Regions from separate parts of the Homo sapiens genome. Here regions 1 and 2 are each linked to region 3. Evidence: chromatin loops called from intact Hi-C (ENCODE). Cell type or tissue: heart right ventricle. All regions are shown on one strand. Region 1 overlaps LINC-PINT (long intergenic non-protein coding RNA, p53 induced transcript). Region 2 has its middle 77 kb from the start of LINC-PINT. Region 3 has its middle 25 kb from the start of MKLN1-AS.

Region 1 (2,500 bases), 230 kb after region 3:
CTAAGCAACTCTGGGTTCTAGTCTCTACTTGGCCACTTTTAAACTAGTGTTAATTTAACTCTAAAGTTGTACATGCACACAACCCGCATATTCCAAGAGCTTGTTAGGTACAAGGCTTGTTACAAAGACCAGCAGTCTCCCCGCTGTCACTCCTGCCCCATCCCTTGCTCTCTGAGCTCAACTCTTAGAGCGGATTGTTCTGCTTGTTTACCTCCAGCTCTCTAAACAGGCATTGCTCTATCCTCTTCTTACTTTTTCAGTGTTAGGCATTACCTTTGACCTCTCATGATAAAGGAGAATTTATCTTTTTTTTTTTTTTTTTTTTTTTTGAGATGGAGTCTTGCTCTGTACCCCAGGCTGGAGTGCAGTGGCGCCATCTCGGCTCACTGCAAGCTCCGCCTTCCAGGTTCATGCCATTCTCCTACGTCAGCCTCCCGAGTAGCTGAGATTACAGGTGCCCGCCACCGCGCCGGCTAATTTTTTTTGTATTTTTAGTAGAGACGGGGTTTCACCGTGTTAGCCAGGACGGTCTCGATCCCCTGACCTCGTGATCTGCCCGCCTCGGCCTCCCAAAGTGCTGGGATTACAGGCGTGAGGCACCGCCCCGGCCAGGAGAATTTATCTTATGCACCCCCACCCCATGTGCATAGCCCTTTTCTTTTCATTATAATTACATTTTGAATAATTCAGCATTTACATTGTTAGGACTTTGAAAACATTATTCCCAGCTGAGTTATATAATCTATGGTTGCCTTTTCTTTCCAGCACAACTTTTTGTTTTCCCTGGTGTTAATAATTCTTTTCTTTTCTTTTTTTTTTTTTTTTTTTTTTTGGAGGAGGGCTTTGTTTGTTTGCTTAGATTTTATGTACTTTTCCCGTGTTCATCCCTAAACTCTTCCCCCGGTGTAATCTACTTGTGTCGAAAGTGTTAGGGTGCTCTGAAACAGCGTTGTCAGCCTGCAGGCAGCCATCCTCTCTGGCTGTGTTGTCTTTTCTCGAGTTAGCTGGAACTCTCTGCTGCCTCCCAGAGGGACGGTGAGACTTAGAGTCTGGCTGAACGTGAAGCCCTATTTGTTTGTGACTAAGACTGCTTGTCAGCAAGAACTGTCAAGAATGAGTCTTCTGACAGGCAGAAGCACTAATTAGCTTTTACCGTGACCAGTCATGAAGAAGCAGAGTAGGTAAGTAAAGGTGCCAGGGGTGAAATGAAGACCACATGGTATATAAGATATGTGCAAACAATAGTTAAAACAGAAAGAATTGTTTTTCTTTCTTTCTTTTTTTAAAAATACCTTTTTAAAAATAATGGAGATGGGTGGGGGGGGGGGTTGGGAGGAGGGTCTTGCTATGTTCCCCACGCTGGTCTCGAACTCCTAGCCCCAAGCGATCCTCTCACTTCAGCCTCCCAAAGTGCTGCGATTATAGGCATGAGCCACTGCACCCAGCTGAGAAGGAATCTGTGAATTGCTTCTCATTGATTGTTACAGGAAATGATGTTGGAGACATGAATGATCTAATTAATGACTCTTAGCTTTGTATATATTTTGTTTACCTCAATCATAGATTTGGTCTGGTTGTGAATCATGTCTAAGATGTTACTTTTGGGGTCGTCATTATTACATACATGGGAGAAAAACTAGAGGGCAGAAGGAGTCTCTACTATTTTCATTAATAGAACAATTTGCTACAGAACTGTTTTAAGTATTAAATACACAAAAGCTGCCATTCTAGATAGCTAGCAGTAGGAGGCCACAGAGATCATGATTCTGGTGGAATCAGATTGAGTCCTGCAGATTTCCTATTGGAATTGGAAAAGAAACCAAGGGTAAGTAGTCTAGTTGAAATGCTGTAAACCCTTCTTAAAATTCAGGATCAGATAAACTAGATTAAAAATGCCATCCTGTTTTTCATAATGCAGTAACAAATGAATCTAAAATGTGCAACACCACTTTCTTATATGCTTGTGACATTCTTAGTAAATAAAACAAGCAGAGTAGGTATACTGATGTATAACCACCACTTTTTTCCATTGCACTTCTGATTTTTAGTTCTTGAGTCCCCAGTCCAGGCCCTGATTACTTTATGTCCAGATGACTTTCATAGCCTTCTAATGACGCTTTATATCTTGTACTCCTCCACTTCATTCTATGTATTGAAAGCAAGAGTTTTCATCAGAAATGGTTTCGTCACACGTGTCCTATGATAAGCAACCTTTAGTAGTCTCCTGTCAAATAGTATTTCAAGTCCAAGCCTCTCCATTCATTCATTCACTCATTCATTCTAGACATACATATCGGGTGCCTTTACCTGGGCTAAACCTTGGCTCTCAAGACAGACACTCGGGTATGCCCCCAAGAGCTTTATATTTGCATGTGCATTTTCTCAGTGTTCTGCAGTCTCTGTTACGGCTGAGTAAACTTACCTTGTCTCCCCTAAATTTTTACCTTTGTGCCTTTAAACATAAAGCAGCGTCTGTCATTTTATAATTCTCTTCTTTCAG
Region 2 (2,500 bases), 120 kb after region 3:
TAAATATTTAGGTGGTTGTTATTTATCAGATTAGAAGAGAAGAATCTAGAGTGAGGACTGGCAAACACTCACTTTCTTTTTCTTTTTTTTGAGACAGAGTCTCACTCTGTCACCCAGGCTGGGGTACAGTGGCACAATCTCAGCTCACTGCAACCTCCACCTCCTGGGTTCAAGCAATTTTCCTGCCTCAGCCTCCCAAGTAGCTGGGACTACAGGCATGCGCCACCATGCCTGGCTAGTTTTTTTGTGTGTACCTTTAGTAGAGACGGGGTTTCGCCATGTCAGTCAGAGTGGCCTCAAACTCCTGGACTCTGGTCTCGAAATCCTGGACTCAAGTGATCCTTCCATCTCAGCGTCCCAAAGTGCTGAGGTTACAGGCATGAGTCACCGCACCTGGCCTAGGATTGGCAAACACTTTCTGTAAAGGGCCAGCCAGTAAATATTTTAAGCTTTGCAGGCTGTATAGTCTCTGTCATAACTACCTAACTCTGCTGTTATAGCACTAAAGCAGCCATAGACAACCTGTATACAAATGAGCATGGCTGTATTCCAGTAAAACTTAATTACAGAAACAGGCGGTGGATCAGATTTGGCCCTCAGGCCATAGTTTGCTGACCTCTGCTCTAGAGCAATACGTTACTATGCAAAAACATCTTCACCTACACTACAGTCTCCTCAACTTTATTGTAATTTATCTCAGTTGTTTTGGAAAAAAAAAAAAAGACAAATGAAGTGAATTTACTTCCTCTAGCAGAGGACAAGAAGAGGCTGACTGTGCGGTAGGAAAGTATATAGCATTTGTACCAGAGCAAGTATGACACTGAACAAATCCTCTGGCCACTTCGTCCATGACTGCTTATTTAGTTCAATGCTGAAGGCCAGAATAACACAAGCAATGTCTCATTTGTTTTGTTTCATCCCACAGCTTCTAATCTCAAACACTCATTTAACAAATGCATGCTGGATGTCACAATAAGGATGGCGCTCCAGTCCTTCTTGCCTACTCGGAGTTCCCTGAATGTATTGTGCTATTTCACGCCTCTCTAACTCTGCACACAATGTTCCTTCTGCCTGGAACACACTTAGCCCTCTTCTCTTACTGGCTAACGCCTACACGCTGATCAAAACTAAGCTCAATGATACTGCCTCTTGGAAGACTTCCCTGAGTGCACTTCTACCTCCTCACCCTCAACCTTCAGCCCGCACACTCAATCTCAGCATTTATTCTACTAAACTCATAATTAAGATAGCTAATGCTTATATGGTACCAGACACTTACTATGGGCCAGGCACAGTTACATCCTGTCATTTCATTGAAGTTATTGGTATGCTTGCCTGTTTCCACAAGACAATCATACGTTCAGAAACATTTATTGAGTACTTTGCAACTGGCGTGCTAGGCAAAGTAAATAAAACAGTGACAGTAAAGTAATAAAACAGACCGTAAGCCCACTGAGGGAACCTACTGCATGTTATTTGTTTTTACCTCTCAACACCTAGCAGCGTCCAGAGCAGAGGTTTTGTTTTAATTTTTTTTTTTGACACAGGATCTAACTATCTCCCAGCCCAGAGGGCAGTGGCACGATCATGGTTCTCTGCAGCCGTGATCTCCTGGTCTCAAGCAATCCTCCCACGTTGGCCTCCTGAGCAGCTGGGGCTACAGGCGTGTGCTACCATGCCCAGCTCATTTTTAAAATTATTTTGTATAGAGACAGTATCTTGCTATGTTGCCCAGGCTGGTCTTGAACTCCTGGCCTCAAGCAATCTTCCCACTTCGGCCTCCCAAAGTGCTGGGATTACTGGCGTGAGCCACCCATACCTGGTCAGAACAGAGGCTGTTTGTTTGTTTGTTTTTGAGACGGAGTCTTATTCTGTCACCCAGGCTGGAGTGCAATGACATGATTTCGGCTCATTGCAACCTCCACCTTCCGGGTGCAAGGAATTCTCCTGTCTCAGTCTCCTGATAGCTGGGATTACAGGCGCGTGCCACTATGCCCAGCTAATTTTTGTTTTTTTTAGTGAAGACGGGGTTTCACCATGTTGGCCAGGATGGTCTCAATCTCTTGACCTCATGATCTGCCCACCTCAGCCTCCCAAAGTGCTGGGATTACAGGCCTGCACCACCACCCCCGGCCCACAGATGTTTTAAATTAATATTAGAAGAACAAATGAAAATACCACTTACATGGTACAAAATACGTGCTAGGCCATGTTCTAAGCTCTTTACATCTCTAAGCCTCAAAACAACTTTATGGGGTAGCTGGTATAATTATCACCATTTCACACACGGGAATTGAAGGCATGGAGAATTTTTAGGTAATTTTCCCAAGGTCATACGGCTAGTATGTGACAGAGCTGGTTCCAGAATCTATGTTCACAACCCCTGGATGAAATGAAAGCTTGAGTGACTCAGCATAAATCCATTTCTACTCCTGGGAAAGTAATTTTTTTATTTTTTATTTTTTTTTGAGATGGAATCTTGCTCTGTCGCCCAGGCTGG
Region 3 (2,500 bases):
GTCTCACTCTGTTGCCAAGACTGGAGTACAGCAGTGGCATGATCATAACTCACTGCAACCTTGAATTCCTAGGCTCAGGTGATCCTATCTCTTCAGCCTCCTGAGTAGCTAGGACTACAGGCATGGGCCACTTCCTCCAGCTAATTTATTTTTTTGTAGAGTCAGGGTCTTCCTATGTTGCCCAGGCTGGTCTCAAACTCCTGGCCTCAAGAGATCCTCCCGCCTCAGCCTTCCAAAGTGCTAGGATTACTGGCATGAGTCACTGTGCCTGGTCTTCCTAATGTACTTCAGGGGACATTTTTGAGGCCTATACCTATATTGTACACATACAGCACATAGTAGGCACTCAAGAAATATTTTTTAAATTGAATCTCCTAGTTCCTCCTGAATTTCTTCTCACTAGTGTATTATTATGTTTAAATAAATAAAAGGAGTTTGCTTAGGGATCATCTATAAATCAGAAGACTAGAAAGAATTAAAGGCATGGGGCTGTTGGCCAGTTTTTTTGGTCCGTAAATATAGAAAATCACAATGGGGATATAAGAGTGAACTTGCCTCAAAATAATTCACATTGAACACTTCTCATATGAGGAAGTTACATGCATTATCTCAATTAATTTTCATAACAGCCCCACAAGTAAACTGAGACTCTTAGAGGTTGAGACTCACCAAATTCATGCATCCTTTATATCATACAATTCTCAAGTGCGTGCATTCCTAACATCACCCCAGGATTCAGAAGTCCAAGAGATGGAATCTCTGATACTTTCCTAAAACAAATGGTTCTGCCTCAATCTTATTTCTGCTCTCTCATGGTTCCGGTATTAACTCATTACAACTTTGTCATTGTTTGAGATTATTTCTTCAAGCATAACCTTGCCAAAACGAACAAACAAAAAGCAAAGAATACCAGGGTTCTGTTTGTTGAGTAAGGGGATATCCCTTTTATTTTCCAGGAGAAAGTAATTTCAGTCCTGCCCCAATGGGCCCTTTGCCCAAGACACAGGTGAACACTGAGGCTGGCTTCAGGTATGAAGCTAAGGTCTGTCTTCTCCCAGGAGGTGGCAGCAACAGCAGCTGCAGCCTCCGCCTGCTGCAGAAATCAGACAGAATTCATCCGTTTTCCTATTGGCATCCAAACCAAGAAACTCCTGGTTCCAAAGACCACTTCATCCCTTCCTTGGTTTGCAGAGCTTAGTTGGAGCTGGGGCATTGGGAGTTCAGGAGCTGGCAATAATTCCTCTTTATAAGTGCTTAGTTTTTTTTGTAAACACTTTGGTCTGGGCTGTGACCTTGAAACATGTATGAAGGAGGTTCAGGAAGTCTCTGGCCAGGGAAAAAGAGCTTCAGAAAGAAACAGTAGCTGAAACACATCCACACAAGCATAAATCTAGAGACCCCAGCGCACAGTTTGGTACCACACAAACGATACAGATTGTAGACCTGGCCTCTCAGCGACCAGCCAGCTGACCTTCTCATTGAACCTGTCAAACCATAATTTCCTCATCCACCCAGTGTGGACTAGGTCATCTTGAAGCACCTGCTAATTCTTAAATTATAAGTTACTGCACTTTTATTTTCTGGACTAATGGTTGGCCTTCACCCTTTCAGAATTTTAAAAAATCTCAGACACAACAAAGCACTACTGGTTCCAAGTTAATCCCGGTTGAGCACATATCCTGGTTTGGCAAACACTGCCAGCTGCATAGAAGGCGGGCAGGAATCCCAGGAAATGTCTGAACACCACTCAGCTATGGATGAACTGTCAACTGCTGGGGGTTGCTTTGCAAATTACCACATCTAAACGAAGCTGACAAAATGATATTTCAGAAAAGCAATTAACACTGATGCCTAGTGTATTTGGAACCAAACAGCCTTTTGGGAAGAGTGAAATTGGCTCAGAAAAAGAGTACCCCAGCGCTCCAGGTAGAAATGTTAAGTCAAGATCTTCCACACTTTTCTCCCATCACCACAAGTCAGATCGTCAGCCTGGTCTTTGTGAAGGAGACGGAAGTAGTTCCTTTCATTTTCCCCCTGCTTCCACTTGGATTGGTTAAACTTTCATCCATTTATTTAGTGAACATCTATAGGTCACCTCCCATGAGTCAGGGGCTGGGCGTACACCTGGTTATTGAGGAGCTCACAATGGAGTAGTCAGATGCTAAATGAATTAATATACATGGAGCATTCAGAAAGGGTTGGAATGTAAAATATAATAGAGGCGATAGAAATAGTATTATCTCCATAAGGCCACAGGCCAAATACCACACTTCCTAATGAACGCTATCCCTGTAGCACAATCATCTAGAAAGAATCCCATCCTCCTACAGGTATTGGCCCCTGTGGCATTGTCAATTAAACTTTTCCTATTTCACATGAAAGTTGTCATATCAGAATCCCTTCCCAGATTGGGAGTTTTGGTTCCGGAAGGCCACTCTAAATGGAAATATTGCACATGTTACCTGGCATCAAAGGATGGGGCTGGTGGGATAGCTTCTAT

Evidence for each region. Peaks named below come from ENCODE experiments on the same cell type or tissue, not always from the same donor. Only the 100,000 strongest peaks of a DNase experiment are listed, where the experiment ranks them.
Region 1: a loop joins it to region 3, with 3 times the contacts of the local background. A loop is called at or near these places in 42 of 110 quality-filtered maps.
Region 2: it touches region 3 in a loop (2.9-fold over the local background); 12 of 110 quality-filtered maps call a loop at or near these places.

The regions. Positions count from the first base shown.
Region 1 is chr7:131,067,931-131,070,430 of GRCh38, reverse strand. All of the region lies in intron 2 of LINC-PINT (long intergenic non-protein coding RNA, p53 induced transcript), which reads left to right. Among named protein-coding and RNA genes, the nearest start is that of LINC-PINT, 41 kb to the left of the region's middle. RefSeq lists a cis regulatory region at 378 and an enhancer at 306-450. In heart right ventricle, CTCF peaks have their summits at 1,024 and 1,766; a DNase peak (open chromatin) is centred at 1,000; H3K27ac peaks cover 1,674 bases.
Region 2 is chr7:131,185,546-131,188,045 of GRCh38, reverse strand. It overlaps a transcript of MKLN1 not described here. Among named protein-coding and RNA genes, the nearest start is that of LINC-PINT, 77 kb to the right of the region's middle. In heart right ventricle, no CTCF peak of the experiment used is centred here; a DNase peak (open chromatin) is centred at 1,037; H3K27ac peaks cover 698 bases.
Region 3 is chr7:131,301,866-131,304,365 of GRCh38, reverse strand. It overlaps a transcript of MKLN1 not described here. Among named protein-coding and RNA genes, the nearest start is that of MKLN1-AS, 25 kb to the left of the region's middle. In heart right ventricle, a CTCF peak has its summit at 1,051 (motif pointing right); a DNase peak (open chromatin) is centred at 1,064; H3K27ac peaks cover 1,514 bases.